Regions from separate parts of the Mus musculus genome. Here region 2 is linked to region 1. A link is a loop called in an ENCODE intact Hi-C map of the cell type or tissue named here. Cell type or tissue: left cerebral cortex. All regions are shown on one strand. Links, peaks and the distances in the headings refer to the core of each region. The heading gives the core; the rest is flanking DNA. Region 1 has its middle 13 kb from the start of Gm34535. Region 2 overlaps Gm34477 (a long non-coding RNA gene).

The links. Peaks named below come from ENCODE experiments on the same cell type or tissue, not always from the same donor. Only the 100,000 strongest peaks of a DNase experiment are listed, where the experiment ranks them.
Region 2: it touches region 1 in a loop (2.2-fold over the local background); 3 of 42 quality-filtered maps call a loop at or near these places.

The regions. Positions count from the first base shown.
Region 1 is chr1:169,441,983-169,458,858 of GRCm38, reverse strand. It overlaps the pseudogene Gm5265. Among named protein-coding and RNA genes, the nearest start is that of Gm34535, 13 kb to the left of the region's middle. In left cerebral cortex, for the core only: no CTCF peak of the experiment used is centred there; no DNase peak of the experiment used is centred there.
Region 2 is chr1:169,367,523-169,384,398 of GRCm38, reverse strand. Gm34477 (a long non-coding RNA gene) reads right to left here. Exons shown (of 3, transcript XR_373695.1): 3 at 14,116-14,253. Among named protein-coding and RNA genes, the nearest start is that of Gm34477, 11 kb to the right of the region's middle. In left cerebral cortex, for the core only: no CTCF peak of the experiment used is centred there; a DNase peak (open chromatin) is centred at 9,540.

The DNA of each region.
Region 1 (16,876 bases), core at 2,972-10,971:
CTTTCTGTCTGTCTGTCTGTCTGTCTGTCTGTCTCTTTCTCTCTCAAGTCATTACGTGCAGTGATACACAGTACTGGGCATTCTAGCACTTGGCATGAGGGTGCCCCGGCACATTCCTCTTCTCTTTCCACTTGCCAGAAAGGCCACACTGCGTTTGCACACATGGGGAACGGGAAAATGAGTGTCAATAAATGGTGGGAAGAGACTTGGTCCATGATGGATGTGGGTGTTGAGGAGCAGGGAGGGGTACTTTTTGGTGAGGCAAAGGGAGCTAGTGTAGTGTCTCAAGGAGGACAGAGAGCAATGGCCACCTTTCCAGGAGTGGGCCTCCTAATTGGGAGGGTATCCTCTGGGTACCTCATTGTGGAAGCGACAGACTTGGTTTCTGTGACCTCTTGAATGCTACCCCACCCCCTCTCTTTCCATCTTCAGTGCTCTCCTTTTCCTGATATCTTGGTCCATTTTATCGGGAAGACATCCCATCAGCATATGATGCTGCTGTTTAGAAGGAACAAGAGATACTGGACAGGGGAACGCCTGGGGCTCATCCTATGGCAGAAGTGATGTGACAACTGAACCTATCATCTAGCTGGGTTTTTTTTTTTATTATTATTACTTGCTCTGGGAACAACTTATAGTGCATTATTGTGTTTGTTTGTGAGGGTAGTGTTGATAATATAATGACAATGTTTCATAAATATGAAAATTAATTAACAGAGCAGCTATTCTTCTACCTATAGAGTTATTGAATGGCAGAACAATTTAATAGGAACTCTCAGCCTCCCATATCACATTTAACTTTATATTTTAAAACTTGTGTGACTTATTGATTATATATATACATATATATGTGTGTGTGTGTGTATCCAGTATTTTATGTATATTCTTAAAATTCTTTACAGTAACTCTGCCATGTATCTAACACTCCCATTTATATAGACCAAGATCTAGTCTGTATAATATCTAAAGCTGGCAAAGTGATTGACTTGAAAGAACAATGTCCTAACTTTGGTCCACCAGAACACAGGTTGAAATGGCCTGGGCATAATTGCTTAGTTGTGACAGTCTATTGCCAGGGAGAGAAAGACAGATATTTCCCATGCCTATGGGGGAGATTATGCCACCACCCCCCCACACACATAGAAGTAGATAGCACTTGAGAAAGGACAGCTGAGTCTGTCTTATGGCCTCCAAATGTACATGCATGCATACATGTACACGTGTATGCAACTAAATGCAACTGTACATACTCACACCAACATTAAAGGGCTTTATATGAATAAGCTAGGTGTTTTAGGTTTCAGAGTTTAAGTTAGTTACATTTATTATGGGGTCCTCAGAGGTGCCAACCATATCCTAGGATATTTAGAGCTTAAACTGAATGCCTGGGGGGAAAGCTGCATTTACCCAAAAGCATTACTCTGTAGTAGTAGACTGGCAGAAATAACAAGGGGGAAGTTATAGGAAATTAACACCTGGAGGATTCTTTCTTCTTCTTCTTCTTCTTCTTCTTCTTCTTCTTCTTCTTCTTCTTCTTCTTCTTCTTCTTCTTCTTCTTCTTCTTCTTCTTTTTTTGAGAAAAGATTTGAGCCTGTAGCTCTTGATGATCTGACCCTTTGTAGCACATGTTACCCCACGCTCATGAAAATCCTCCTGCCTCAGCCTCCCAAATACTGAGGCTACAGGGATGAGCTACCTGGCTTTGGGAGGTATTTTGAGAAGTATTGTATCCATATCTTAGACAGCTGTCCACTCAGCAATGCTCTGTAGGGGGAACACAGGGTACTAGAGAACACACAGGACACAGACAAGAGCTGGGACCCAGCCAGGCTCCTATCACTTTCTATCGGTAGGCATGTTTTATGAGCAATTTAACCACACGTGAGCTTTGTTTTCTTATTTGTAAAATAGAAATGCTGGCTCTGCCTGTCTCGCAGGAGGTCTAAATAGTGAGGACCACAGAAACCATTTATGATTACTGTTGATCATCTGGGAGGTGGGACCCAGAGCTAAAAGGAAGAGGCCAGTGTACTTCTCTATGCAACGTCCTGGGAGTTGGAGGGGAGACGAGTGAGGAGCGGGCTTTAGAGGTAGATGGGGCATCAGTTACAGTTCCTGTGGTTATGGCAAAAGCAACTTAAGAAAGGAGTGGCTTATTTTGATTTACGGTTCAGGGGAACAGGTATCATCCTGGCAGGAGCATGAGGCAGCTGGTCAAGCTGCAACTTCAGTCACAGAACAGAGGTAGGTCAACCCATGGGCTGGCATCGCCCATGTCTATGGTTGATCTCTCTGCAGGTCAATGTTTCTGGAGATACACACATATGTCAACGACCCATTCAGAAGTATGTTTCCATGGTGAGTCTAACTTTCATCCGCTGACAATCCAAACCAACTATCTAATAGGGAGTCGATTAGCTTCACTTGGAGAGGGCTAGCTAGTCAGGACAGGCTGGCGCTGGCTAAGACTTTGAAGGATCCCTGGACAAGAAGCAGGGAAGTGATGCCCAGTGAGGTGAGGAAGAACATTGAGATACAGGCGCCTCTCACACAGGAAAACACACTCAGGAAACAAGACAGGAAGGATTAATCTATGCATTGTAACCGACGCCCAAGGATTTCTACTCATTCTGTAAGAGCTGCTTTCCATCTTAAAGGCAATTTGCACACGGGACCTTCTTTGTAGTTCAGCTGATGAAGCCCTGTTCTCGAGGCAATGACCACACATTCATACGATTTTTAAATGAACCATCAGTTCTAGAAATGGTAATCTGAAATTGGTAAGGCTTTCTTCTGACTTATTGGGGGTTCTCCTTGGGACTCAGACCAAATAGTCACCAGAGACAAGGCGCCTGATGCATCTGTGTGGAGTGGAGGCACAGAGGAGGTACAAGCTAAGGTGAATGGTTTGGGTGACTTGGCAAGGTCACACATGTTAAGGGAGTGGCAAGCACACACCCTTGCCTGCTCTAAGTCTCTTCCATCGGTACCTGGCTGAGGAGAATCATTGTAGTGTCTTATTTGTTTTTTCTTGCTTGCTGGGTCTAACTGGTCTGCCATGTCTGTTGCTGAGGCTGCAATTTGATGAATACATGGGTTCAGGAAGTACCCTTGCCCCACATTCTGTGGCCGAAACTAATCCCTATTTTTGGATTTGGGTTCTGTCCTTGGCAACAATATATATATATATATATATATATATATATATATACACATCTATCTATAATCTTTGATTTTATGATTTGGTTAGTGAATAATGGATGGCTCACATAATAATGCCAATCTCAGATTTTTCTTGAATAAGTCTGTCGTTTTTTGACCCAAATCAATGTAAAAGAAAAACCAAATAAGAAGTGGCACATGTAATGAGGTGATATGAATGCCAGGGAGGGCAGCCATATGTCCCCTGTGTCACACCATGACTTCCTCTGGGAAATCCTCATATAATAACACATATGCTCCCTTTACGGTATTAGGCTTGGCTCTGTTTTTTTCTTCCCCTTAAAACTTGTACTGGCTGGTTTTGTGTCAGCTTGACACAAACTGGAGTTATCACAGAGAAAGGAGCTTCAGGTGAGGAAATGCCTCCATGAGATCCAGCTGTAAGGCATTTTCTCAATTAGTGATCAAGGTGGGGAGAGCCCCTTGTGGGTGGGACCATCTCTGGGCTGGTAGACTTGGGTTCTATAAGAAAGCAAGCTGAGCAAGGCAGGGGAAGCAAGCCAGTAAGAAACATCCCTCCATGGCCTCTGCATCAGCTCCTGCTTCCTGACCTGCTTGAGTTCCATTCCTGACTTCCTTCAGTGATGAACAGCAATGTGGAAAGTGTAAGCTGAATAAACCCTTTCCTCCCCAACTTGTTTTTTGGTCATGATGTTTGTGCAGGAATAGAAACCCTAAGACAAAACTCTTACTGCATTCGATGGTGTCTCTTTTATGAAGTTTATCACATATTGTTTCCATTTATAATATTTGGGACACATCTAATAGACCGTAGTTTGGTTGGGAGAATGAGATATATTTTATAAATTTCTGTTTCTACATTTTTTTTTTAAATTTCAAACACCAGAAGTGTTCACTTAAGCACTTTTGGATATAAAAAGGAACTGCTACTTTGTTAAATGGTCATACTATCAAATTGCCTTCTAAATATTTATGTTAATATGCATGGACCCAGGCTACTCTCAATCTCATTTAGAGAAGCTCAGTTTGCCAATGGAGATATGCATAAGTGGTCCCAGTGTGGAGGATAAGAGACTCTGCTCTAATCTGGACACCTATATCAATACCACCCCCACAAAACAAAACTCTCCACCCAGCAAGGTCAGAGAGCATCTTGGGAGAGGAAGTGGAAAGAATCTAAGAGCCAGAGGATGCAGAGGAGTGCTGCGTGACATGTTGTCTTGTGGACATGGCATGGGAGGTGTACTCATGAGCTCACAGCAGCTGTGGTTTCTGTCACAAGGCTAACAAAATATCAAGCCAGCCCCAAATCCCAGCATAGATAGGGTAGATGATCTTCAGGCTAACCCCTTACTGAGGAGCCATTGGAAGTTGATAGTTAATCATTGGGAGTTGGCAGTTAATAGAATGGGAATCACTGTTGTTGTTGTTTTTTTTTTTTTGGAAGATGTGGCCCCTGGTAGGATTCTCATGTTCCAGGGGATGGCTTCATATCATGCACATGTGGACAGCAGATTTAGTGGCTTTTCAAAGCAAAACAACAACAACAACAACGCAACAAAAACCCAGGGAACGGGGAGGAAATATGAGTGACAGTCCTCTGAGTTAAGCAATTGTCTCCTTAGGGCATTCAGCTATGCCCTCTTGCAAATGATTATCCCAGCCCCACTCCCTGAGCCTCTGCTGAGGACTCAGCTGCCTCCCCCTCGAGCCCCCTTGCTTCCCGTCGCTCAGTCCCTCCTGCCCACCTTCTCCCACAGCCGCCTTCAGCAGGCCGTTTCCACCAAGGAAAAGGAATCGTGTCATATGTCCGCTATCCAGAACCTCCACTCTTTCGACCCCTTTGCTGATGCAAGTAAGGGTGATGACCTGTTTCCTGCTGGCACTGAGGATTATATCCATCTAAGAATTCAACAGAGAAACAGCAGGAAGAGCCTTACCACTGTCCAAGGGATCGCTGATGATTACGATAAAAAGAAACTAGTGAAGGTGTTTAAGGAGAAATTTGCCTGCAATGGTACTGTAATTGAGCATCCAGAATATGGAGAAGTAATTCAGCTACAGGGTGACCAGCACAAGAACATATGCCAGCTCCTGATAGAGACTGGACTGGCTGAGGACGATCAGCTGAAGGCTCATGGGATTTAAGAGCTTGTGACTCTCTGAAGCTCAAGTGAGGATTTCCTTGCAGTGAGTAGAATTTCCCTTCTGTCCCTTTTCACAAGTTTAAAAACCTCACAGCTTGTATAAGGTGATCACTTGGGGTCCACTTTTAATTTGGACTAGTGTAACTCCTTCATGCAATAAACCGAAAAGAGACAAATACACACACACACACACACACACACACACACACACACACACACACACACACACACACACATCCCATATATATCCCATATATATCCCAGATGGGCTTGTTGATGGTTTACACCACATCTTTTCCATAGAAGAGTTAAGTAGGGTACAATGTATTTTCCTTAGTATCCAGCTGCTCCCTACCACCTAGCAGTTCTGCACATGGCTTTTGGAACTGCTAAAGTATATAGAAACACGGAAAGTTAAGAGTAAGAGACCCAGTTAGGTAGTTACAAGGAAGCCCTTATCTATGCTGAGTGCAGCTTCTCAGGTATGGCTGGTTGAGGAAGGAGTGCCCACATTTTCTAATTTCTTTGCCTATGCTCTCTATAAGGAACAAACTTGTTGACCTTCAGAGCCAACTTCAGTGGAATCATGTCTGAGTTGGTCATTGGAACTTTAGGAGAATGGGTAAGCATTCTTTATACCCCTACACAGAAATTTTAGCCAGAGGAAGAAGAAGGGGAGAGTAAAAGACAGAAGTAGGAGGTAGATGTAATCATATTTCATTGTACGTTTGTGCAAAATTCTCAAGAATATAGCAATGCTGTTTAGTGAATGAAAGAGTAGAGCCATAACATCTCCACCAATTCTCTCTTCTCTCTGCTCTAGCACCCCAGTTTCCCTCTTCATTAGTTATATCCATTCATGTGCAAGCATTCTCTAGCTTACTCTACCCATACCCAAAAAAGATAGGGTGTTAACATGTCCTCTTGACCTGCCATCTTTCTCTAGTCAGAGTCTCCTGTTGCCCATGATACAAATCTCAGAATTGTTGTCCCTGGTCCCAGTACAGCCCGCACTCCCTTCAGGCTTTTGTGTACACTTCTTTACTTAAGTGCCTCAGGGAAACACCCCCAGAACTACACCGTAAGTTCAATGTCATTCCTAGTCTTCCTCTGTCCTTCCCAGGGTGGCACTTGACAGGGTCAGTCACTGTCCTTGTTCAGTTTGGCTTTCTGAGTGCCACACACCTCGTTTTCTGGTGTACTGGCTGCTTTGCTGGAGATTGTTCTGCCTCCCCTCCCCCAACCCTTGCTGGTTCACTCTCATATGTCTTTAAACTCTAGAGTAATCCACAGCACATCGCTCAAGCCTTCTCTATTGTGTCCTTTTCCACTTGTTAAGTAACAGCTTCCAGCCTCATGGTTCATGAGCTAGAAACCACTTGACTCTAAGTGTGACCCGAGCTTTGCTCAGTCCAGCTGCCTGGGCATCACCATTCCATCTCCGGTGTTGTGAGACATCTCAGACTCTGGCCTCAGCTCTTGTTATCCCTTTCCACTTGCTTCCCCTCTATCCCTTCCAGTCTGATAAATGGCATTTTCTCATTTTCATTTAAGTATGTGGTGTGTGTGTGTGTGTGTGTGTGTGGTGTGTGTGTGTGTCGTTTTTGTTGTTGTTGTTGTGGTGGTGGTGGTGGTGTATGGTTCATACATGGGAATATCCAAATGCATGTGCCTGTGTGCATACATGGAGAGGCCAGAGCAGGATGTCTGACTTCCCTCCCTAGTGCTGGGTAATGGGCACCTGAAGCCATGCTGGGCTTTTTACATGACTGCTGGGGGATTCGAACTCAGATCTTCTTATCCACTGAATTACCTTCCTAGGCTCCATTTCTATATTTTTCCATGAATTAAAAACTCCAGTCTACATCCTTAAATTATCTCATATTCATAATTATTTTATATTCTCTAACTCATTAACCAATCCACTCTTCTATTGTATCTGAACTGTTCCTTGAAAATGCACCCTGGCTCTAGTCGTTTCTTTCCCCCTTTGTCTCTATGCTGTTTTTAAAGCAGCGGACACACACTTCACTGCTTTCACCCTGCGTCCCTACAGTGGAGCCTTCAGCTAATCATTAAAATGAATCCTTTGAAAACAAATAAATCTATGATTTTCAGCCAGTGGTGGCAGAGAAAATCGAGACTCTCTAAAACTTACCTGTTCCTGCGGCACAATCTCCAGGAAGAGGATGTGGAGGGAGGCAGTTTCCGTCCCAAAGTCTGAGGGAGTTTGGTTGGAGGGTGAGGTACAATAGGCATTGCTATTAGGCAGAACTATGCTTATAAAGAAGTAGACTCCTGATCCCACTGTCCAAGCTTGGGTTTTCTGTCAGAAACAGAAAAGGTTTTGTTGGGAGGTAGGCAGCTCCCAACCTGGAAAGGCATGTGGTTGAAATTATAGAAAAAAGACAAAACGTCTTGAAGAAAGCTACTGGATGGAAGGCTGGAACGACTCTTGTGGGGACTGGGGAGCCCCTGTGTGTACCCACAGTTACGTTGGTGCTCATTTATCAGAGTAAATACTTGCCTGGCCACATGGTTAGAATGTTCTGACAAAACATGCCAGATGTTACCAATAAAGAGAGCCCTTCTTTTTACATACCGTTATTGGCGTAATATTTTGTCTGGTTGCAGCTCTTGTGGAGGCATTGTTGACAGTTTGATGGACTAAGTACTCACTCTAGGTCTGATTGCATCTCAGTCACCAAAACCCCAAACTGAAAGGAGGGGAAGAGCTAGCTATCTGTCTTGACTGAAAAATGTAATAATAGCAGCTCAGATAGGATACCCGAAGTAAAATATGGTTTCACATGGGAATAGTCCCAGAGGCTGCTGTATAAGCCCTAGTAGTTGGCTCCCAGAGTTAGAGGATATGAGAGGTAGATTATGTGTTCTCTGCTGAAGATTAACTACAATGAGGAAAGATGAGGGAAGCAGAGGGAGAGCTGACATTAACTAGCAATGTGGAATATACACAAATCCGTCTCTAAGGACATGATCATTTGTACATGTTCACAGCCATCTTGGTAATAATGATAAAATGTAGGAACTACCATTTGTTTAATGAATACTTTTGCTAGATACTCATGTCTATAATATTATAAATATTGTACATAAAAATATATGTCCATATGTTATTCTGCAATATATATGAAATACATTTTATAGGTAGAGGGATGTATAATGGATGGATAGATAGATAAATGGATAATAGTTTTTTTCCTTTCATTCTTTTTTTTAAATATTTTTATTACGTATTTTCCTCAATTACATCTCCAATGCTATCCCAAAAGTCCCCCATACCCCCCTCCCACCCATTCCCCTACACACCCATTCCCACTTTTTGGCCCTGGCGTTCCCCTGTACTGTACTGGGGCATATAAATATTTTTTTTAATTAACCCACAAGACAGGCAACAATACCCACTTTCATTTGCTTTACAGAACTCCATCTTCTTTGTCCATTCCCCTCCCTTTGTTTTCTTTCTCCTCTTTAGGCATTCTAAGCCCCTCATCTGTGTCATCTACAGAAATGTCAGGGCATACTTTGGTCAGTGCTATGAGACATTTTTTTATTATTATTCTGAGGGATAATAGGGATATTAGGAACTTGAAGCCTTCAGAGTCTTTCCTCCTCTGCAGGTTGAATTTGGAATGGAATGGTTGCAAACCTGAAGCTAGAAACAAAACTCCCAAACAAGAACGAACACTTTTTTTTTCTATTGGCACGTATTCTGTAGAATAGTGTGTTTCATAAGGACATTTTCATACAAGTATATACAAGTATATACTGTATTCTGACCACACCCCCTTTCCTTCTCTCTTCTCTCTCCTTCCCATTATTCTCCTTTGTTCCTCAAGATAACCTTTCATCTACCAACACTCTTATGTACATCCATGTGAAATACTTATTCTGCTAACGTCATAATCAAATGGTGAAACTCATTTCCAGAGGAGTGAGGTATGTAAGGGGTGACAGGTTATTCTCTGAAGATGAAATTGTCTCTATTTTGTAAGTGGGAACTGAGTTTCAGAGTAGTTAGATTAGAAGGCAAAATGGTAACCAGGGAGAAGTGCATACAATTCAGGTCTGTTTTGACAGATACTTTCTTCGGCTTCTATTTGTAGCCTACAACTCACACATCTTAAAAACAATCCAAATGAATGACCCAGCTTTGATTCCTTTGCTTTGAATCTTCCTGTAGACCCCAGCTGCTGAAGCTATGTCAGAGGTGGGAATGGCAGCCCTGTGTAATATGCAGCACGAGAACCTGCAGTTCATTCTATAACGAGACAAAAACCTGGCTTGAAACTGAATAAGTGATTGAAACACTCTTTCCACATGGAGCTGGATTCACTTTTCCACACAGAGGCTGCATTTTCCACTCCTGGTACCCAGTCCAGTCCCAGGTATGGCTGGCCACAGCTAGAGAAAGTAGCTCTTCTTATTCTGGCTTTGGGTCTTGCACATGGGACTTGGGGCATGTCCTTTTCTCTGGGACAATGGGTAGTATTTACCATATTAGAAATCTTTTCATACCTTCTTCTCCCATTCTTAACTACCTCCACATCCTCCTCTCCTTTTGCGAATACTGCAAATATCAGGGAAAGCATGCCACATTCTACTTGCCTTTTTATTTCGTAGCTAACAACATTCACTATGACTGAACAGAAGGTGAGTATTGCTTCATAAACTGAGAAGCATAAAGTAGGGTGAGATTGAAACTCTTGGAGCCCTAGTTGAATTCCTTTAAACATAAACTGTGGATATTATTTCATTTTCCTTAGGATTAAACCTTGTTCCTTTTCTTGGAGGTGCCCTCTTCATTCCTCATATGTTGTCTCTTATAAGTGAATTGCCCTGACAAAGACAGAGGATGGATCACGTGATGCCTGGCCAGCTATTTGTGCAGTTAGCAGTAACCAGAGGAGTAGGCATGCTTCATTGATGTACCAGTAAGAAGATGGAAGGAAAATGTCAAGTCACAATACATACCAGGAGGCCAGAGAGTTGTTAGAGACAGAGGAAGAGCAAATGATTTTAGTTCTCTTTAAATCAGGAAGTTAGAGAAAAACTGAATTATCCTTCCCCATGGGAAATGCCCCATTGGTAGGAATATTCCAAGAAGCTTCAGAGATTAGATAGTCAAAATCCCCTCTGCTTCTAGGGTAGCAATGGTTTGCCCCACACATCTTTATCGTTGAACAACCATAGTTGTTTGAGTATTACATTAATGGCTTTTCAGTAGCAACACTTCACTCCAGGACAGGCTGTCATCTTCACAGACTGGTCCCTCCTCTACATGCTCAACTTTGAGACAAAACAATTTAAAACTAGGCCCACAGCACATAGCCTACTTGCAAATTAAAACTTAGAATTTTGTTTCTTGCCAAGTTAGAAAGTAGTTCAGATGTGATTAAGGTGCTGTCCTTGAAATTTGCTAGGAAATACTTTAACTTCTGATCCTGCTGTAACCTTTGGTCCAGGTAAGTAAGACCTTGTCAGAAGCCATCTAGGAAAAACTAAAGGCATGCAAGTGACTTTTCTTGAGATGGCCTACCCTTTTGCATGGCTTTAGATGGGTGAGCTAGGAAGCAAGGTCTCAAGAGACTTCATCCTAGGATTGCTTCTTGCTGCTGATATGTCTTTTCCTGTCACAATTAGATAGCCTTAGGATTCCTGCGCATTATCCCCCTATTGGGCAGAATTTTCATAGATTAATGTGAAGATGTACTCTCATGTAGTAATATTGTGTAGACATATTTATTATTTCATAATTCTTAATAAAGATTTTATAAAATTTTTAATCTTAGCCGGGCATGGTGCTGCACACCTTTAATCCCAGCACTCGGGAGGCAGAGGCAGGTGGATTTCTGAGTTCGAGGCCAGCCTGGTCTACAAAGTGAGTTCCAGGACAGCCAGGGCTATACAGAGAAACCCTGTCTTGAAAAAAAAATTCTAATCTTAAACAAGTAAGACCTCTAAAAGCTGCAAATAGGGTTCTGTAAACCTTCATGTGTCATAGGCTAATTGCACTAGGATAAGGAGGCAGGCTTGGCGCAAATTTATGTTCAGTGAAAACATTCCTTCTAGGTTAGATGTGAAACCATTATCTGGTAACTAAAGGTTATAATCTGGAAATGGACATTTATTGGTACAAGAACAAAAAATAAAATATTGACTGGTTTATCTATACAAAACTTCAAAATAATAAGACACTAGGTAGATGATTTGTCTATTGACAAAACCACTGTGACATAAAAATTATTGCTTTAAACTTATAGTGAACTTATAGGTCTAGAAGATAGATAATGAAAGTTTAGTCAGGTACTAGTCTTAGTGGAGAGACATTTAAACACTTCTGCTGTAACTCTGTCATTTTATTTTTGTCTTAGACTTGTTATGAGATTATGAAATGTAAAGATGCTTGCAAAACCATGAGATCAATAATCCTGGGAACTAAGGAAGATAATAACAGAAGGGTGCAGTTTTCTTCAGCTTCATCTAGTATGTTTGTCCTTCCTCTCTCTCTCTCTCTCTCTCTCTCTCTCTCTCTCTCTCTCTCTCTCTCTCTTCCTCCCTACCTTCCACCCTCCTTTCTTCTTTTCTCTGCCCCCCTCCCCCCAACAAAGAATTAAGAAACTCCAAGTCTCTCCCTTGGCCAGTAAGAGGACAGAGTCAAAGAGAAAAGAACCAAAGTAACTAATCTTAACCCTCAGGTGCTAACAGCGGGCGCTAATTACCAGAAGCCAGAGCCTTTGACCTTAGAATGGCAGAGTTATAGACAGAAGAATCCCCAAAGATAAAACAGATTTGGCCCCATCTATTGCTTACTTCATACCCATTGACTTCTTTTCTCAGGAAACCCTGAGGTGTTGGGGCTGGCAAGACCTCTTCAGAGGAATCAGATTCCAGTATAATGAGGTTGTTTGAATTTGAAAACAATATTGATATCAATGATGGTTTAGCAGTACTTAAGCTTACAGATCATAACTTTGTGGCAACTTGATCTAATCTCACTGTCTAGAGAACAAATGGCCACTTTCCTGCTGCAATGTTACATGGAAAGGGGAGAGGCTGTGCTCCAGCCTTCCTGTCTTAGAAGGGCCCTAGTGTTGTCAAGGGAACGTCAGGCTCTCGAGCAGTTCTATTGACTTGAGATTAGACCTTGCCTCATCTCTCCTTCTGAGGCTCAAAGCCTCCTCCTTCTAATATTATCACATTGGGTTTAGGAATTCAATATATGATTCTTTTTAAAAAAGCAACATTCCATCTGTAGCAGTAGGCTTTACAAAGAAGACAACAAGAAAATTTGAATGTCACATGAGGTCTCATTGTTCACAGTGACATTTAATTTCCCTCCAGAAACCGCACCATTTTTGTCTCCGTGACTCTTACTTCTGGTTGTTACTGAAAAGTAGTGGAATCCCTTTCAAGCCACCAGCTTCCAGAGAAGAGTATAAATGTTCACACAAGAATTTTTCCAAACTTGTAGAATATAGTGACTTCAGTATCTTGTGATATTCCATCCCTTACTAACTTTTCAAAATCTAGGAAGTCATTTCTTCAAAATGGGCTCTGTGATTTACTCTAGTACCCCAAGTTTCTTTCGCTAACTTAACTTTGGAGCTCCCAATTTCTGTAGCCTAGATTGACAAATTTGTGTCTTGTTCTCTGGTGTCTATACTGTGAATTCTACTAGCTCTAAGATTTCTTCTTGTGTATGTTTTAGTTCCAGTAGGTTCCTTTTTTTCTGGGGGGGGGGGTGTTTCTTCTTATTTTTATTACTTTTTTGAAGTGTTTACTTCTAGTTTTAATATCTTTGTTGTCCTTGATAACCTTTTTTACCAGGAGCCTCTGGGGCTAATGGGCTTTCCCGTTGTCCACAGAGGGTACCACAGAGAGCAAGGTCACTTCTCAGTGGTCCCATGCATTGTTGCTACAGTCATTTCTGACCACCTGCTCCTGTGAGCATGAAACAGCAATTGTGGGTCCAGGTGAGTCACTGGGTTTATCTTCGTGGACAAGGAGGCCCAGGGCAGGCAATGACTAAGGATGAAATGCTACCCTTTAATGGAAGTGTGGTTTGGGGCTGAGATGATGAACTCAAAGTGATTTTTAAGTTTATGAAATGCTGTGTGTGTAACTAGTCTCATACCTCTGGTCTAAATGAACCACAGACACCAACTAGAGGAACCATAGACAAATCTAAGACAAAGGGCTCCCTGGTTTCTATTATCACAGGTCATCTTTACTCCTTTGGTGAGCAGCAGACAAACATCTCCATCACCCTGACTCCCAGACCCCAGTTATTCAGTCTCACACCAATGCTTAGTGCTGGGTTGAAGGATTTCACCGAAGTGATTAAAGTCTTAACTCACTGGATGTTGGACAGGTCAAATGGTCCTGAATTAATGATGCAAGCTCTTTAGAAGTAGTCTCCTTCTGGCTGGTAGAAAAGGGAGAGAGGTTTGTGGGATAAGAAGCATTTTACGTGCTGGATGGTGGTTGCACATGCCTTTAATCCCAGCACTTGGGAGGCAGAGGCAGGCAGATTTCTGAGTTCGGGGCCAGCCTGGTCTACAGAGTGAGTTCCAGGACAGCCAGGGCTACACAGAGAAACCCTGTCTCGAAAACCAAAAAAAAATAAAAAATAAAAAAAGAAGAAGCATTTCACATGTTACTACTGGTTTTCCAGTGAGGTGGCCATGGAAAAGCAGGACCTCACAACAGCCTCTAGGGACATAGTGGTTCCTCAATCAACATTCAATAAGGAACTAAGAGTGTGAGTCTAAGGAAGTGAGTTCTTCAGATAACCTGAATAATCTTGGAAAGACAGTCTTCCTCAGTACCTCCAGACAGCACATACCCACAGGAATCTACCACACTCCTACCACACTTCCTGCTTTTTCAGTCAACGAGCATTTTTTTTTAAGTTCTCAATGGAGAACCCAGTTCTTAACTCCATAACTGAGAGAAAATCTGTTTGGTTTCAGACCCCAGGACAAGGGGTGGTGATGCTTATGCATATTTTACACACCAAAGGAGACCTGACCTCCAGGTTCTCCCAGCATCCCTCAGTTCCTACCTGGCACACGCTGCCCACAACTAAGAGCTTTACAGCCCAGAGGCCGTGCCCCTCTTCCCCCAGCGGCTCTTCCCTACATCATCTAGACATTCTGCTCTCCACGTCTCTCCTTCTCTCTCTTTTGCCTTCTCCCACTTTGCTTACACACTTTCTTTTTCTTCACTCCTTTTTCTCTTCCCATGGCAACTTCCCTGTCCTCCTTCCTTGGGGCCAGTGAATTTGCCTTTAATCTAATCTAATCTGGCTTGAATTGGCTCATTTCGCCAGTGGAGAAATAACTTCTCAGTCAGTGGTTTTTTAAGTTACCACATTTGTAGTCCTTTGCTACTCAGTCCCATCCCCGGGGCAGAATGAGAGTAGAAGGAACACAGAGGAGAGCTGGGAGGAACGAGGCATAGCAAAGCTACACCAGGCCTTGGCTCTGTGCTAGTTACTATTTCTGTTGCTATAAATCCATGCCCAAGACAATTTGTAGAAGGAAGAGTTCCTTCATGGTATCTGAGAGATCACATCTGAGAACCACAAGCAGGAAGCAGAAACAGTAAACTAGAAATACTTGAAATGGTAGGATCTTTAAGCCTCAAAGTCCATCCCCCCCCAGACCCCCAGTGACTTAAGTCTTCTGGAAAGGCCATACCTCCTGTCTTAGGGTTTTACTGCTGTGAACAGACACCATGACCAAGGCAAGTCTTATAAAAAACAACATTTAATTGGGGCTGGCTTACAGGTTCAGAGATTCAGTCCATTATCATCAAGGTGGGAGCATGGCAGTATCCAGGCAGGCATGGTGCAGGAGGAGCTGAGAGTTCTATGTCTTCATCCAAAGGCTGCTAGTGGAAGACTGACTTCCAGGCAACTAGGGTGAGGATCTTATACCCACACCCACAGTGACACACCCATTCCAACCAGGTCATACCTATTCCAACAAGGCCACTCCTCCAAATGGTGCCACTCCCTGGTCCAAGGATATACAAACCATCATACCCCCTAAGTCTTCCCAAATAGCACCACTAACTGGGGACCAAGTACTCAGCCAGAGACTAAGGGGAGGGGCATGCTCACTCAAGCCACCACATCCATTGTGATGGTGGTGAACTTTGCTCTCTCTGGGCCCTTACCTCCAAATAAGCCAATCCTTTTATATGTTGCCTCAGCCACTATTTTATCACAGCAATAGAAAGGTAACTAACTAATGGGAGCTCTGACAGACAGTTTTGGTGTTTTCTATCTTAGAGAGAACCCTGGAGAACCTGAGGGAGCTTTGCCTGGGAAGGACCTGACCACGCAAAACTTCAGCTGCTGTTTCTCCTATTTGTAAAATCCATAGATGGTCATTGTCTTCGTCACTCTTTTTTTTTTCCCTGCTGTGATAAACTAGTCTGACCAAAAGCAACTGAGGGAAGAAAGGGTTAATTTTGTCTTCTGCATCCAGAGGGATGTCATCTGAAGTAACAAGGAAGGCATGACAACAGGAACAGGGAGGGAGATAATCACAGTTTCACCTACACAAAAGAAACAGAGAAGGGAAACAGAAAGTCGGCCCAGACTATAAACCCTCAAGGCCTGTCCCCAGTTACCCACTTCCTCCTGCAAGGCTTGACCTTCTACATGTTCTACAACTGTCCCAAACAGTATCACCAACTGGGGAACCAAGTGTTCAAAAGCCTTCAGGGCCATTTCTCATTCAGACCTCAAGTTATGAGTCTCAAAGCGCCACAGGGGTAATTCATGAGATTGTTGATATGACAGAGTTTTAAGAATGCAGCTCAGTGATACAGTGGTTTTGCCTTTACATTTAAGTAAACCTAGAGGATAAAAAGAAACATTTGCAATCAGATGCATAAGGGGATGAAGGAACAATTCTGGTCTTTCCCTGGAAAACTTTTGTCCCACTCCAAATATGTTACCAACATTTCCATGTATCTAGTGCAATGAAAAGAAGTTATGGGAAACTGTTAACCCAAAAATTAATGGTCAGAAAGGATGTCTTTTATATCTTCTCTCTCTCTTTTTTTTTTAAAATCTATTTTCTATCAATTGTCACTGTAAAGCAAATAATGTCTTCAGCTGTTATTATTATTATTATTATCCACTTCTCATTCATTTGTCCATTTTGATGTTTATTAATTTACAAAATAGGTATTTAGTTTCTGTGATACCAGATATTTAAGGAAGTGCAATTTTACTTGAAAGTTATCTGACTTGGCTCTGAGAAATTCATTACTAAGATCTGTTTTGGAGGGCTGATCATTTCTAGTTTTTGAAAATGTTTCTAGGGTTGTTGGGAAAATTGTAGAATCTGAAGGCCTCCCATTAAAAGTGCAGGCCTGTCCTGGAAAGAAGAGCTCCCTTCCAACTGCTGTGTGTGTTCATCTACAGTCTCTGTTCAAGTTTATTCTTGGTCAGACCTAGGAGTCTATATTTCTTTCTAGATGTAGTTATCAATCTGTGTGATACT
Region 2 (16,876 bases), core at 4,560-12,559, 76 kb after region 1:
CATAAACACACACTCTCTCCTCTCTCTCTCTAACACACACACACACACACACACACACACACACCTGAAAAATCTTTGCTTTGGGCTATCTATGCTTATTTGAAATGAAACTTTTATAAACTCTTCAGAGGTGCTAAAATAAAGGTAATCTGGCAAGTTGGGCCATCAAATTATTTTAAATAAAAATTTGAAGTGAAACCATTTAAGGACATCACAATAAAGGAAATAGGGAAGAGAAAATAGAATTGGAATCAGGCAGGGACACAGTTTTGTATATTTGCAAATCTTGGGTAACACTGAGCATAGAAGTCTGTGTCTTCATGTATATTCCCAATATCAATGAGTAGAGAAACCATATAAGCAGCTTCCCTGGGTAGACTTCTTGGGTTCTGTGCTTAACTCTTTCTTGCTTGGCAGCCCTTCCAATCAGTCACTGGATTCTGACAGGAGACTTGCTCCAGATGGCCGTGGTCTATCTGCTCTCTGTCCTCACTGCCACTGAATTCCTTTGGTTCACAGAAGATGCATCTGTCTTTTTTCCTTGTCGCCAAACCCCACAAATCCATCTTTAATGATGCTGCCACAGTAATATTCTAAAGCAAACATCTAGCCAGAGCATGCCACCCATGGAAATTAGTGTTGCTCTCTGATCTGCCCTTGAAATCCCCATCCTTCTTCACTCATCCCATCTTTTACTTGACTTGATCTGTTTCTCTCTCTCTCTCTCTCTCTCTTTCTCTCTCCCTCTCTCCCTCCTCTCTCTCTTGCCTTTTTGATTCTCAAGAGCATTTGTCTTTTCCTAATCAAATGTTAAAGATCACATTTATATCTTTTGGTATCCCACCCATTGTATGCTAGAGGTTTGGATCCAGTGACATTGCCCCAATAAGTAATAGGTGGTCTACTCATTACCAAAAGGTTTCAATATTTGCACCAGTTTAGCATACATCATTCTTGAATGTTGGTAATAGTCCACCAGCTGTAACAAAGGTACATAAAGCACAGGGCATCAACCCCACTTTCTGCACCAGAATAGTCAACAGCTTATAAATGGGAGAAAAGTCCTGTATGGGAATTCTAACCTCAGGATTTGAGTAGAAAAATCTTGGGATATAGGTGAGATATTTACTTTCATGTCTGTCTACCTAAATGTACTTATTTTATTTTTTGATTTTCTTTTCTTTTGAGATTTGAGAGAGTATTAAGTTCAGGAACAGCTTTTGAGAAGAGCTAGGCATGTTTCCTTCCTTATAACCATTCAAAGGCTCCCACTTTGCCTGGCTTCCAAGAAGGCAAAGTTAGTGTTGGGTCTTTGGGGTGCTAGAGAGTTCTGTCTCTAGCCCTACTTCCTGTCCCCTGTATTTCTATTACTTTTTTTCTACTTTATTTTTGAGAAATTCTTACTAATTAGACACTGTAGTCAACATTGAACTTAAATCTATTGTGGGTGGAGATATCTTAACATTTCTAGGATAACACTTCCGCTTCTCACAAATTGGGAGATTTCTCTTTTTGTTGTCTGTTTCTAGCCTTTTGCTTTTTCTCTGTGTGTCTCCCAGCTTCTGTTCTCAGGCTGCAGCTCAGTAATAGTCCCTGATGTCACTGCCCATCTTCCTGACCTCTACTTATGATTAAAAAAATAAGTAAGAAAAATAAGAAGTAAGAAAAACCAGCAAAAACAAATTTAATTAAACAAAAAATACAGCTCAAATCTCAAGTCCTATTTCATTAGCATTTAGACATAGGAGCTGACAAAGGTCACAGAGACCACATTTGTGTTTCAGTGTGAGCCAGTGAGCCCATCAATAAAGGACACTAATTGCATTCTTTTCCAGGCAAGTGTGACCTATGTGAATGGCAGGAAGTTCATGTCCCCAGTGACCCTAGAAACACTGTCAAGGTGAAGTTGTCACAGGTAAAAATGACTCTGCTTCTCTAGAGACTTCCTTGCAAGTACTTGTTTTTTTAATTTTTTTTATTTTTAAGGGAACAAGAAATATCTTTTTCTGATCTCATTTCCTGCCTGATTCTGTAAGAAAAGGAATTTCAAAAGTTCTAGGCTGAAAATCTCAGTCCATTAAATACTTCCTACATCTCTCTCTCTCTCTCTCTCTCTCTCTCTCTCTCTCTCTCTCTCTCTCTCTCTCTCTCACACACACACACACACACACACACACACACACCACACTCTCCCGGCCTTCTGATTTCTAAACATATAGGAATAAGTTTCTCCAGTCTCTCACTGCCCCCTCAGTCAAGTCTAGGTCTCCAGGGCCAATCCTGGGTGCTTTACCCATGTTGTAGCCACTACACTCACAGCCAGCATCTACCCACAGCCAGCATCCACACCAAGCCCTGGAGCAGTGTCTGTCTTCTAGCTCTATTAGATTTCCTGGAAAATTCTTTTTTTCTTTTTTTTTTTGGATTTTTTAAAAATTAGGTATTTTCTTCATTTACATTTCCGATGTTATCCCAAAAGTCACCCATACCCACACCCCCCCAATCCCCTACCCAACCACTCCCCCTTTTTGGCCCTGGCTTTCCCCTGTACTGGGGTATATAAAGTTTGCAAGTCCAAAGGGCCCCTCTTTCCAGTGATGGCTGACTAGGCCATCTTTTGATACATATGCGGCTAGAGACAAGAGCTCCGGGGTACTGCTTAGTTCATATTGTTGTTCCACATATAGGGTTGCAGTTCCCTTTAGCTCCTTGGATACTTTTCCTAGCTCCTCCATTGGGGGCCGTGTGACCCATCCAATAGCTGACTGTGAGCATCCACTTCTGTGTTTGCTAGGCCCCGGCATAGTCTCACAAGAGACAGCTATATCTGGGTCCTTACAGCAAAATCTTGCTAGTGTATGCAATGGTGTCAGTGTTTGGAAGCTGATTATGGGATGGATCCCTGGGTATGGCAATCACTAGATGGTCCATCCTTTTGTCACAGCTCCAAATTTTGTCTCTGTAACTCCTTCCATGGGTGTTTTGTTTCCATTTCTAGGAAGGGGCAAAGTGTCCACACTTTGGTCTTCGTTCTTCTTGAGTTTCATGCGTTTAGCAAATTGTATCTTATATCTTGGGTATCCTAAATTTCTGGGCTAATATCCACTTATCAGTGTCCTGGAAAATTCTAATCCTCTCAAATTAACACATTCTCTACTATTGCTATTTATTTATTTATTTATTTATTTATTTATTTATTTATTTATTTATTTATTTACTGGTCAGGGTCTTATATATTTACCCCTACTGGCCTAGAACTTAGCCCCCAGAGGTCTCTTCAGGGAATAAAGACTTGTACCACCAGGCCCTTCTTAACATACCATTGTGAGGTCCAGAGGCAACTGCAACTCACCAGACTCCAAAAGGCAGTTCCTACGTCTAGAAATGACAGTCCTGGCTCAGCTCAAGCTGGACTCTAGAAGGATTGCTAAAAGCCTACAATTACCATTTCTCAGGAACCTGCAAAATGGGGGGAGGTCTATCTTCCAGAAAGGGGTACTTTTCCTGGATATAGCTGGGGCTGCATATCAAGCCCATGTAAGTCCTTTTAGTCCCTATACATGCATGTGCACACACACTCACACTCATGTGTACACACGCCCACACTTACTTGTCATACGTTTCAGAGCTCACAGGATCCTCCTGACCCTCTTCACCTCCCTCTCTCCTCCCCACTAGACTAATTCCCAGGCAGTGGCTGCTCAGGAGCAGTCCTCCCCTTAGACAGCAGCTCCAGCTCTTTGTTCTCTATGTAATGACAAGGTTTCTCCTGCTGGCCAGACTATTCTGGGGATTCGCTCTTTTGCTAGTCTGGCTTCACTCACAGATAGCCCTGGCCATGTCCAGTCTGCTTCTTTATCTCTCTGCTCTGGACTCTTGCCTATGAATATTCTTTCTCTCTTCTCTACAATAAAAGAGTCTTCCCCTCAACTCATAGATCAGCCATTTCACTGCCTTCTTTAGTGACCCTCTGGCTTACAACTTTTCCTTTCCTCAAGACATGACTATTTGCTCCTGTCATTTCAGTCTTTAAAAAAATGACCTGGATATTTAGTAAAAGGTCTTGGCAACCCCTGAGCCACTTACGATCTGGAGGCAATTCAGTGGTCTTGTTGTCATTTCTGAAATTACAGTCAGTGCCTCCAAGTTATAGGTCATTGTATGCTTGACTATGACTCTTACCTGTCAGTGCCTCTCTGGGTTTCTATCTTCCCATCAGCCTTCATCTTCTCACAGGTTTTCAATCTTGCTTCTGTTTCACATTTTCACTCTGCTCTTGTGGCCTCCCATTTCATGCTGTCTGAACTCCAGGGTTATCAGGGACAGAAGCATGTTCAGCCTTTTGTCTCTCTCCTTCCAGGACAGCCACTGAAATACATCTCAAGTCCTTTGGTGGGAGTTGGCCCCTCCCATCCAGTTCTCATGATTCCCTTTCATGCCATTTCTAGAGCTGTGCCATAAAATCCCTTCTCATTCCCCCATCTCAGTTCTCCAACACAGCTCTTTCAGAGCTCAAATTCTTTTTCTCAAATTCCTGATATTAGCAGTAAATCTTCCCTACTGAGAAATAGAAGCTTGTGGGCTCCTATGGTCACCAGTAAGTCCTCAAACCATCACGAATTAAGCCACCTTATATCTCAAGGGAGCTCAAACCCATGCTTCATCTCCATTGTGTTTCCTTCTCTGATGTCTGAGACTCTGAACTCAACTATCTGATAGTTTCTGTTGATTATTGTTCCTTCTAGTCAATAATCAGAGTACACAGAAGTGAGCGTGTTAGAGTTCCCTCTTCTCAAAGGAACAATGGGAAATAGGCTTCATCTTATATTCAGTTTGAGTCATACCAGAAAAAAAGGCAGATTGTATAAAATATAGTAGGTAGAATGAATAGGGCTTAGCAACCAGTTGGCTATTAGGAAGAGTGAGGCTTCTAGGGTGAGCTGAGAGATTCTGTCTAGGTGACTGGCATTCTAAAGTTTCCTATGACAAGAAGAAATACAGAATAAAAGTTGGGAGTTTATGAAAGTAAGGTCCCTTGTGGACACATGGGTAGGTAAATGGGTCTTAATCAAGTTAAAACACACGGTAACAAATGACAATAAAAGTGAAACATAAAGCTACAGATAACAATGAGAGTTTCTCAACTGAAAATCTTGTCTCAGAGTTAGCTCACTAACACAAGAGCAAGAGTAAAAGCCTAAGGAACATGTAGCTGTTACCTGCCCCTAGCTTGTATGCAAAATATTCCTGTCATCTCAAAAAGGCTTGGTGACCCTGTACAGCAGTCACTCTGCCCCTTGACACAGCTTTGTCACAGCTTGGCTTTCTGTCACTTCAGATCAGCTTTCTCTGGTTTATAGTTTCATTTTCATGAGATCATAGATGGTTATTCTTATGGCTATCATCAGAGTTTTGTAACTCTCACGCTCTAATCCATATTCAAGATGTCATTTTTTAATACTCAGGATTCTCTCATTGTATATGGGACTGCTTATTTATGTTGCACTTAGACGGCTCTTACCAAAGAGAGGAATTGGTGCATCCCTATGGTAAGCATGGGCTTTGTTTTGTAAGAAACCAGCAAAATGTTTTCCAAAGAGGTTGCAACTTTCAAAATTCTGATCAGGACCACAAGAAGCCTCCAGTTGTTGGACCATTATTGTTTCTTGTTTAACTGGAGTTATTCTAGAGAGTATATTGTAGTTTCCCATTAAAGTTCTAAAATGTTTTTCTTCATGTTGAAATGGTCCTGGCTTTTCTGGTTTATTTTCTAATAATTTTTAAATTAGGTTTCTTTTGGCACTATAAAGTGGGTTGAGAAGCATGGCCAGCCTTTACTTTCTAAAAGTATTTGTACAAATTTAGTAACAGGTTATTCTTAACTGTTTGCTAGAGCCTACAATGTAGTCATTGTTAGCTGGAGCTTCCTTTGTGGGAAGGAATTACTAGCACTATCAACTAATTTAATAGACATATGGCTATTTTTATCAGTACAGAAATGCATTTTGGTAGTTTGGGTAAGTTGTCCAAGAAATTTGGACATTTTCTATAAGTTGTCAAACTCATAGGCAGATGGTAATGCTTAGCAGCATCCACAACAGGTATCATGAAACTAAAAACCAGGAAACTAAAATAAGAAACAATAAAAAAGAATTAGTTTTTTTCTTATAAAAAGCTGATGTGGCTTCCAGGAAATCACTAAGTAGATAAGGTAAGCATGGACTTTATTTTGTAAGAAACTAGCATATAAGTATAATGCATAGATCCATTATGACAGTCTTAAAAGGAGCAAAGAGAGACAAGAGTGCATTTAAAGAAACAATGTCATAGGGGTCCCCAGATCTGGAGACAGTGGGGTAATAAGTTAATGTGCTAATGAAAATACTACCCCCTACAAGACTTCCTCCACAAATGAAGGAGAGATAATGATGTTCTCAGACAACCAAAATCTGTGGACATTCATTTCTACTAGACCTAGGAACCATGAGAAAGCAAGCTATTTGGTTTGAGCTGGAAGGATGCTAACTATCAACATGGAGGCTTATAAAACATAAAACTCACTGCAAAGTAAAAATGAAGCATGATTTATAATGCTCCAACACAGTATCAGAGGTATATCTCACTGAAAATTGATGACAAGAGCATTAAACAATAACCATATGTATAATAATCATTGGCATCCAATTCATGAAAGATTTGAATTGTGACATTAATCATATAAAATACGGGAACAAATGCAGTATAGATTTTTTGCATAGTCATTTAACCTATCAGATTGATATAGACCACTACAAGTATGATCACTCTATGATAGGTTTGTGTCTTTTCTACCAAGAAAAAAAAAAACCTTGTATATCCACATTAGGAAGAAATAGATAAATACATACCAATAGAAACACTATAAAAATACTCTATCATAAAGAAAACAGAAGAGAAAGAAGCAACCAGCCAGAGAAAATTTGAAATAGAAGTAACAAGGTATTATTGTCAGTATTTACCTCAAATGGAAACAGAAGAAAACCATCAGTAGAGAAACCCAGTGTGTCTGGTATCTGTATGGGTAGAATTTAAGTTAAGCTGCTTATACTTTTAAGAGATACATATAGGCTAAAAATAAGGGGATGAGAAAAAGCAGTGGCATCCCAAATATGTAGAAACCAGAGGATGGCAGGTACTTGTCTGCATTTATATCTTATCTATATATTTGGCTATATTACTGCCCGTCTGTGACTGATACAATTATCAGAGAAATGGTAAGGTCCCAACCAAATAGTTTATCTCTCTCTCTCTCTCTCTCTCTCTCTCTCTCTCTCTCTCTCTCTCTCTCTCTCTCTCTCTCTCTACCTATTAGATCACTTTTCAACTGAAGTATCTTCATTTTAGTTTTAAAGATATAATTAAGATCTTAGATTGGTAGAATTAAAATAAATGAGAGTGGGTCTACTCTAATCAGTAATCCCTCTATTAAGACTCTATTCTCTGGTCAAACAATGACTGGCCAAATTTGAGACCCATCTCATGGGAGAGAGCCCACCTCTGACACTATTAATGACACTCTGCTGTACTTGCAGACAGGAACCTGGCATAACTGTCATCTGTGAGACTTCAGCAGCTGATGGAAACAGAAGTAGAGACCCAGAGCTGAACATTAGCCAGAGCTCAGGGAATCTCATGGAAGACGGGAGAGGAAGTATTGAGGAGCCAGAGAGGTCAAGAACACCACAAAAAAACCCTACAAAATCAACTAACCTGGGCCCATAGGGGTCCACCGAGACTGAACCAGCAACCAGAGAGCATGCACAAGACCCACTTAGGAGGCCCCCTACACATAGGTAACAGATGTGCAGCTTGGTCTTCATGTGGGACCTTGAAGAGCAGGGATAGGGGCTGTCTCTGACTCTGTTTCCTGTCTTTGGATTCCTTTCCCCTAACTGGGCTGCCTTGTCTAGCCACAATAGAAGAGATGCCTAGTCCCACTGCAACTAGATATGCCAAGACAGGTGACAGCTATAGGAGACCTCCCCTTTGTCTGAGAAGAAGGGGAAACTTCAGTTGAGATGTAAAGTAAATAAATAAATTAATTAATGAGACAGAGAGAGAGTGGGAAGGGAGGGAGAGAGGGAGAGGGAGAGGGAGAGGGAGAGGGAGAGGGAGAGAGAGAGAGAGAGAGAGAGAGAGAGAGAGAGAGAGAGAGAGAGAGAGAGAGAGAGAGAGAGAGAGAGAGAGAGAACTACACATTCTCTACAGAAAGGGTTTGAAGAATGAATGGGACCTGGGTCCTTCACCATGATTCACCATGCCTACAGGATTTGAAGTAGCCATTTCAAAAGGCAGGAAATAAAGAAGTCCACCAACCATAAGGGACTGAATTTTGCTGAGTGAGTGAGTTTTGAAGCAGGCTGTTCCCTAGGGCAGACAGATGAGATGTGCATCCGTGGATATCACGACTTCAGCTCTGTGGAGCAGAAGTTGACAGCTGAGTTTAGCCTCTCTCACCTTCACCTTCAAGCCCTTGAAAACTAACCTGATAGGCGACAATTATTTTTAGCTACTTTGTTTGCATAAAAAACAAATGTACTGTTATTTCTTCCTCCCAAAGTGGGTTTTCCCCAGCTTCCCATATTTCTTTTAAAAATATCTTTCTTCAGAAAAAGAACATAAAAGTTGGGTGGGTAAGATCTGAGAGGGATTGCAGAGAGGGAAAACATAATCAAAAAATACTGCACAAACATTTTTTTCAATAGAAAAGTTTAAAAAATCTCTCTCTGTGTGTTTATATATTTAAGTGTGTGTGTGTGTGTGTGTGTGTGTGTGTGTGTATGTGTGTGTGTGTGTATGTGTGTGTGTGTTGTAGCCTGTGTATTAAGGTCAGAGTAGAATTTCAAGTGCTGGAGCCTGCCTTCTACCTTGCCTGAGACAGGGTTTTTGTTTACCACCATGTGTGCCAGGCTAGCCAGCCCATGACTTCCAAGGATTCTCAGCATCTCTGCCCATTTGCTACAGGAGCAACGGAATTAGATATGCTCACCACTGTGTCCAGCTTTACAGGGGTTCTGGGAATCCAAGGTCAGCCCCTTTGACTTAAACAGTAAGTGCTTTGCCCACAGAACCATCTCCTCTTGTCTGTCAGTCTGTCAGTCTGTCAGTCTGTCTTGTCTGTCAGACTGAGAAGCTGAGATTCTGAGGAAGTTTTGCAGACAGGCATCTGACAAGCTTCCACAGCAGCTGTATCACGGTGGTATCCCACAGGAAGCCTCAGAAGCATTTCTGCAGTTGCTCTGCAAAGAAAGAAGTGTAACCCCCCGGGAGTCATAGGTTGAGACTGTGGAGTCCTCACTAGCACACCTGTTCTGTCCACAGCTCATCTCACCCCTGTGAGCCACGATGCCTGGTTCTCTCCTTTCTAAAGTCATTTTCACTCTTCTCCAGCCATGTGGGAACCACTGCATACTCATGCTCATCCCCCCAGTGCTTTATATCTCCTGCCCCCAGAGCCACAAGGAATCCCTTGTTCCAGTATGTGTGAGTCACAATGCTCCAGCCACCCACAAAGTCTTTTCTCTCATTGCTTCTATGTATGCCTTCACCTTCTTTCTTCCCAATTTGCTTGCAATCATTTGTTCATAGTTGTATCCCACAGTCTTCACCCCATGTGCACTTCTCTTCTCTCTGTGTGTGCATACCTATGTATACATGTCTGTGTGTATGCATATGCATGTAGAGGCTATAATCAGGATCTTCCTCGATCAATCTCAGCCACTTATTTTGTGTCAGGGTCACTCACTGGACTTGAAGCTCACTGATTTGGCTAGGGAGCTCTGGCTCTGCCTCTCTAGTGCTTACCAGCTCTCACTCCCACTTGTAGCTCTTGGGTGTGGAGAACAGAACTACATGGGTGCTGGAGAACAGAACTCAGACTCTAGTGTTTGCTATATAAACCTTGTATTGACCGATCTATCTCCCCAGAGTATAAGCCCATATCTTAAAAATATTTATGTTACTTAAAATGACTCCAGGAGAGAGAGGAGGGAGAGAGAGAGAGAGAGAGAGAGAGAGAGAGAGAGAGAGAGAGAGAGAGAGAGAGAGAGAAACATCGTTCACTAATGCTCTATACAGCCTGCTCTATCTATCTATCTATCTATCTATCTATCTATCTATCTATCTATCTATCTATCCATCCATCCATCTATCTATCATCTATCTATCTGTCTGTCTGTCTGTCTGTCTGTCTGTCTGTCTGTCTGTCTGTCTAACTACTTTTGGGGCTCAAGAGGGAAAGATGATTCAACTGAAAGCATCAATGTATTTTGGTGGAGTCAACCAAGGAAGGCAGTGAGGCCTCTCTGTGGACAGAAGTGGAGGTGGGTTGTTTTGAGATGTTTCTAACATCTGTTATGGTTAGTTTTTATGTTCTCTTGTCATGAATAAGAATCACTCCCTCAGAGACCCTCAACTGAAAAACTGTCCTGGTTGCCTTAACTGATGTGGGAAGGAAGACTCACCCTGGTGGTGACTGCACCTACTGGTAGCAGTCCAATGAAAGGGCATGGCAGAGGACCATTTCTTGTCTCGTTGGTCTCCCCACTAGCCTCCACGTTGATTTATTGCTCCCTATTGCTGCTGCTGCCCATTCCTTCCCTGATATCAGAATCAGTGCCTCTAGGCTTCCATTGTGGACTAAGGACCCAGAGATCTCCAGGAACTTTTGTGGTTCTGGTGTCAAATTGGGACTGCCAAGGTTCGCAACCTTGTAGATTGAGCAACTACTAAGTCACTGGCTTTTCCAGTATGAGACAGCCACTGTAGGACTTCTCCAGAGGCTCCCAGGTTCAACAATGGAGCTACTGTTGGGTTCCCAGTGTCTAAGGTGTGAGTCACCTGTTGTTGCTACTTTAAAGTAATATTTAATATTTGTATATGTATCGCATTCTTCAAGAGAAAGATATTCTAGAGAAAGATGGACCAATAAATTCCTTTTCTTAAAATGACTTGGATGGTTTTTTAAAGTCCAGATTATATGTTTACAAAATGAAGTAGAAACTTGTTTCTCTGTACTGGGGCGTATTTATACTGGCATCTTTTCTTCTTGGAGTGGTTGGGATGAGTTGTTATGGCCATCTGGGCTTGGTGATTGCATTGCAGGAGGTTTGGATTTACAAGCTGGAATTCAGATGTTCTGTTTTTATTGTCTTTGGGTAGCTTGCATTTTTTCCATGAATAGATGATTTTAATTGAAAATTTCAAATTGAAAAGTTGTACTAGTACTTTGTGGGTGTAATGTATATCTGACAATGTCTGTTCTCCATGGTTTATAAGGGCTCTTTCTCTGTCTTTTTCTCTTTTGATCAATTTTTCCAGGGATAATTAATTTCATTAGTTTTTCAACAGTTGCATTTTTGGTTTTGTTGGTGCTATGCTGTGTATGTGATTTTCGATTCATCAATTTCTGGTTTTGTGTTCTATTTTTTTTCCTCCTATGCCATGGGAATAACAAGACCTTGCAGCTGTATAATTGGTTCTTTGACTTGAAGCTTTTAATCATCTATTAATACATTTAAGGCTATGCATTTACTTCTAGTCATATATTTGGCTGCATCCACTATTCCTAAAATGACATTTATTTATTATTTTGGATGTATATGTGCCTGTGGACATGCACCATGACACACATATGAAGGTCAGAGGACCCTATCATGTGGATTTAAGGACTGAACTCAGGTTGTCAGACTTATTGGCAAGCATCCTCACCCATAGAGCCATCCAGCTTTGTAAGTTTCATATATTACACTTTCATCAGCATTCATGGTTTCCAACTTCCAGCAAGTTTTCCTTTTTGATTTGCATCTTACCTAAAACATGTATGACAGGCTGAATTCTCTTTTATTATAGACGTCTAGTGTTAGGCATCACACACAGAAGCGATTTCTGCATGATTCCTATGTTTTAGACTTTGCTGATGATGGCCCTCTGGTCAGGTTTGGGAAATACTTTTGAGCAGTTGAGAGAACACTGTACTTCACAGTTATTTGTCCAGTGTTATATACACGTCAGTGAAAACGTTGATTAATCATGACATTCATGCATAGACGGAATTATATTTAGCTGTAAAGAAAAATGAAAATTATGAAAATTTCAGTAGAATAGGTGAAAGTGGAAAATGTTATAAAAGGCTCAGAACGAGAAGCACTATATGTTTTCTCTCACATGAAGATCTTATCATCTAATTGTTAAATAAACGTATCCAGGTAGAAATAAATATAGATAAAGGAGGGTGAAAAGATATGGCAGGGAACCAGGGCAGAGGGATGACAAGAGAGCAGAGGTGCAATCAATGAAAATGAAATATGTATGAAAACCCGACGTTGAAATCTATTACTTTGTAAGCTGATTAAACATTTTCCAGAAAGTTTCTTGATGATGATGTTCAAATTTGACATGTGTCCTTCTGATGTATAGTAGTTAGCTTGTCCTACCAGTTTTGAGAAGCATTCTAAAATTTCAATCTCACGTAAGAAATTTATATTCATCCTTCACCACTGTTAATGTTTCTAAATTATCGGGTGTTGGGGGCAGATTATAAGCCAAACACACATTTAAAAGTGCACATATCCTCCCTGGAGAACACCCTTCTCAGTTTACAGAATGGCCTTTTCTTCTAGAAGTCTATGGCTGCCTGCGATCCCTTTATTCTTTTTTTCTATCACATGGGCTCAGGCATGCTTCAATTAAGAGCCATGTGAGTACTGTTTGAAAAGAAAATTCACAGAAATAATTTGAACTTAGGATGACATTTTTCTCTGTATGTGGTTTAGCCAGCCTTCAGAATCTGCTGTTGGCCCAAACAAAAGTGAGTCATAGTTCCGTTTGTGGTCCCTTTATTGATGCAGAAAATCAAATATGTGTATGTGGCCTGAAAGCAGAAATAACTTTATCTAAAGGATGGCAAAAGGACAGACAGAAGAGGGAGAGGGAAACAAAGAGGGGAGAAAGAGGTCTATGCTCAACATATAGTACATACATATGTGACAACTTTTAAAAATAAATTTTAAAAAGGTTTAAGGAAGTTTGGCATTTCCCTGGGTCATGCTACATAGTTAGGCATTGTTGTGTCTGCTCTTTGGCGGTTGGTATAGAATCCAAAAGGACGTGTGCTCACTTGGCTCTTCTCGGTCCAATCAGGGCTTCAACTTTGCCTTCCTACCCACTGAGAGCAGGAGATGCTGCTGAGACAATGGTTCTCAACCTGTGGGTCATGACCCTTTGGGGGGAGGGGATCAAGTGGCCCTTTCACAGGGGTCACATGTCAGATACCCTGCATATCAGGTATTTATATTACCATTTATAACAGTAGCAAACTTACACCTATGAAGTAGCAACAAAAATTAGTTTATGGTTGGGGAATGACCACATCTTGAGGAACTGTATTCAAGGGTCACAGCATTAGGAAATGAGGAAGGTTGAAAAACATTGTACTGGGGGAAAATGTCTCCCATATTCTGCTATTTTTTTTTCTTTTTTTGGCTTCTTTACTCATTGTTAGTCTGCTTGTGTCTTGTGATATCTGATAAAGATCTTGAAAAACTGCAGCTAACTTCTGCTATGCCCTCTTCTTTACTGGGCTTCTACTATGTTCTATGAAGGTTGGAATAAAACTCCAACAAGGATTCTGATGGCTAAACAACACATCATATATAACTTAAAGTGTTTCTCTTTAAAAAAGAAAAAAAACCAAAACAATGTTTTGAATTTGGCTCCATTTCACTATTCCTACTGATGCTGCTACAAACTCTATTTATTTCTAGTTGGAACCAAGGCATCATGTTTTTAATTGACTTCTTAGTTTTCTCTTATCCTCTTTCAACCCATTCCTCATCTGGCAATTGGATTCTTAAATATGTAAATTGAGTCCTGTTATTCATGTGTTGAAAAAAAAATCTCTCAATGATCTTTCATCTCAGTGTAGGGATAAAAATGAAAGTCTTGATTTTGGTGTTTGTAAAGGATTGTGTTTATCTGTGAAAACAGACTTGACAAAGATATTTAAACAAGCTGAAGATTATTCTTTCCTGTAAAAGCACGTTGAAGGCTTTGTGGGGGATGGGGGTGGGTGGGCGTGGTCGCACAAAGTCCAAGGACATCTGGTGCTTTACTTCTGATCTTCCTGGCAGCCGGCATTGGCTTCTGTCCCTCAGGATGACTCTGTCTGTGTCACACAGGCCTGGTGTATCTCCAGTCATCCCAGTTATTTTTCACCTGAGGAGAAGAGACAGAAAACATTGCAAAGAGGCTCAAGCTTTGCCTTGCCTTGTAGGATCTTATCTGGAAGGTTTCACTGGAAGATGCCCATGCGTATCTCCTTAGATAAACCTAATCCCTTGTCAATATCTATATTCAAAATGGGCAAAAGATAACAATTTATTTAAATACATTTCTAATTTCCAAGCAAGTGAGGCTTCCACAGGAAGAGTGAAGAGGGGAGAAACCTTCAGACCAACTATATAGAAAGTTGACAGTCAACTGAATGGCAAACCATCTCTCCCTTTGCCTCTGCCAGCTCTCTGACACAAGTCTTCTCTTCCTATCACCTGGCTGTCCAATGGTCATGCTTATTCTGAGAGAACTGAGATTATCTTCTTATCTTTTTCATTAGTAATCTTAATTAGATTACCTTTTTCATTAGTAATCTACAATACTTAAGTGAACTCGGGAATCTCTCTCAGGAGCCTTTTGTCTCAACAGCTGTGCCGGGCAGCTAGCTATAAGTGTCTATATAAGTTCTTGCTATCGGTTTGTTTTCAAATCATTCACACTATTCATGAATTATGAAGAGAAAGGACCATCACACATAAGACTATCCAAAACAAGGCAATCAAATGAGAATCCCAGCCGAATTTCTAGTAGCTGCACAGAACAGATAAGAAACTTCTCCCAGAAGGCAATTGTTCTGTCTCTGAGCATCTTACCTTCCACTCAACATTAAAAAATCCCCTCAGGCTAACATTGTTCATTACCAGAGTTTCTAGTTTTTTGCTAGTTACTTTGGTTTATAATGAAATGCAAACATCGAAGCCTCACGGGTAGGCTATTGTTTAGTAAGTAATTCAGAATACAGAAAGTAGGACTTGTCGTAACATAAGAAAGTTTTACACGTGGGCCTTTGAATAGTAGACTGATACAAGATGATTTTTTTTTTTAAATTTACATGGCTTGATAGTTTAAGTTGATCGTCAATTTGACAGGATCTAGAATTGCCTCGGAGACAAATCTCTGGGTATATCAATGAGGGGTTTTCTAGATCTGACTAATTAAGGAAAGGCATACCCTAGCTGCCTGACCAGATGGAAAAATAATGAAAGGGCAGAGTCATTCACTGCTCTCTGCTCCTTGAGTGCAGATCAGACTGGACCAGCTGACTTCCCTATCCTGACTCACTGACCCCAGGAGCAGTGATCTAAAATAAACACTTCCTCTCTCGAGTTACTGCTGTCAGGTCACTTTGTTGTAGCAACTGAACAGACAACTAACAGCTTGATTTTAAGTTTGATAAAATAGTTACAGCTAATATTTGGTCTTATGTGCAGTCATCACGGCTAGCATGACAATTTGCAACTCAGCTCCCTGTTACTCAGCTATCCAGGTTGTATATCTTGTGGAAAGAGAAATCTAGAACAGAGGTCGTGGCACTTAGTTTGACGAGAGAAAAAAAAATAAAAAACCAACCAAACAACACCCCCCCAAAATCCCAAAAATAACAAAACAAAACAAAAAAAAAACCCTAGCTATATCTCACAGGGGATAAAATCAAATTTGTTCAGTTATTTTGCTCTAACCATTCTTGTGGCTCTTCTCTTGAACCTGGACATAACACAGCGAAGAAGTCTGGTGAGCTGGCTCACCGACCCAGGACACTCTCATGCTCTGTTCCCTGAGTCAGAGGAGAGCAGGAAGGAAGGGCTGTGCCTCTGGGATGTCTCTGGGATGCATGTGAACCCATCACGGGCACACTCCCTGGGCACCCTCACAGCATGTGGGATTCTCAGTCCCTCTGCATCAGTGTGGCAGTGTCTGCTTGGTGCCTGCTTGCCTTCGCAGAGGGGGATGGGAAGGCGATGGGGGAGCCAATTATGGCAGCTTCTCTCTGCAGTGTGCAGAGTGGCTGAGTTGTCATTCATTATGGCCTAATGTTTAGCTGCAGTATGCAAACCACCAAGGCTGTGAGGAATCACAGCTGAGAAGGGAATGCCTGACAGAGGCAATAAAGCACCTTCTTCTTCAAGAGGCTCCACCGCAGGGTCACAGCATTTGCATGCGGATCCAGTTGTGCTTGCAACTCAGGTTATTAATTATTATCCAAATCACCCCCCTTGTTACCTCTGAGCTCTCATTATGGCTGCAAATACAGGTATGTTCAACTCCCACCTCACTGCCCTCATATATTACGCCACTACTTTGTTATATAACTACGGAGCCCAGGAGCTCATCAGAGGGACTTTAAACAAAATAAACACTCTACAGAGGGGTGCTTTCTTTTTGTTCGGCTGAAGGGATAGCGGGTAATGTAAAATACCTTCACACTATAGTCTCACAACCATACTCATCAAGACCTTCGATCCTGAGGTCACCTTATGTCATTTGGTAGCTCTGCATCCACTCTGCAAAAGGACAGGCTCAATCAGGGATGCCTTTGGCCATATTCACGACCAGAACCAGCTGCAGCCCGGAAGGCAGGAGTATCTCAGAAGCAAGAGGTTAACCTGATCATTGTTGTTTATTGAGGCCCATATAGAGCTTTTCACAAACCTCAGAGCTTTATGGCTTGCAGACTGACCCCATAACTCTGCCTGCTGGAGAAACACGCCTGCCCTGGCTTTGGAAC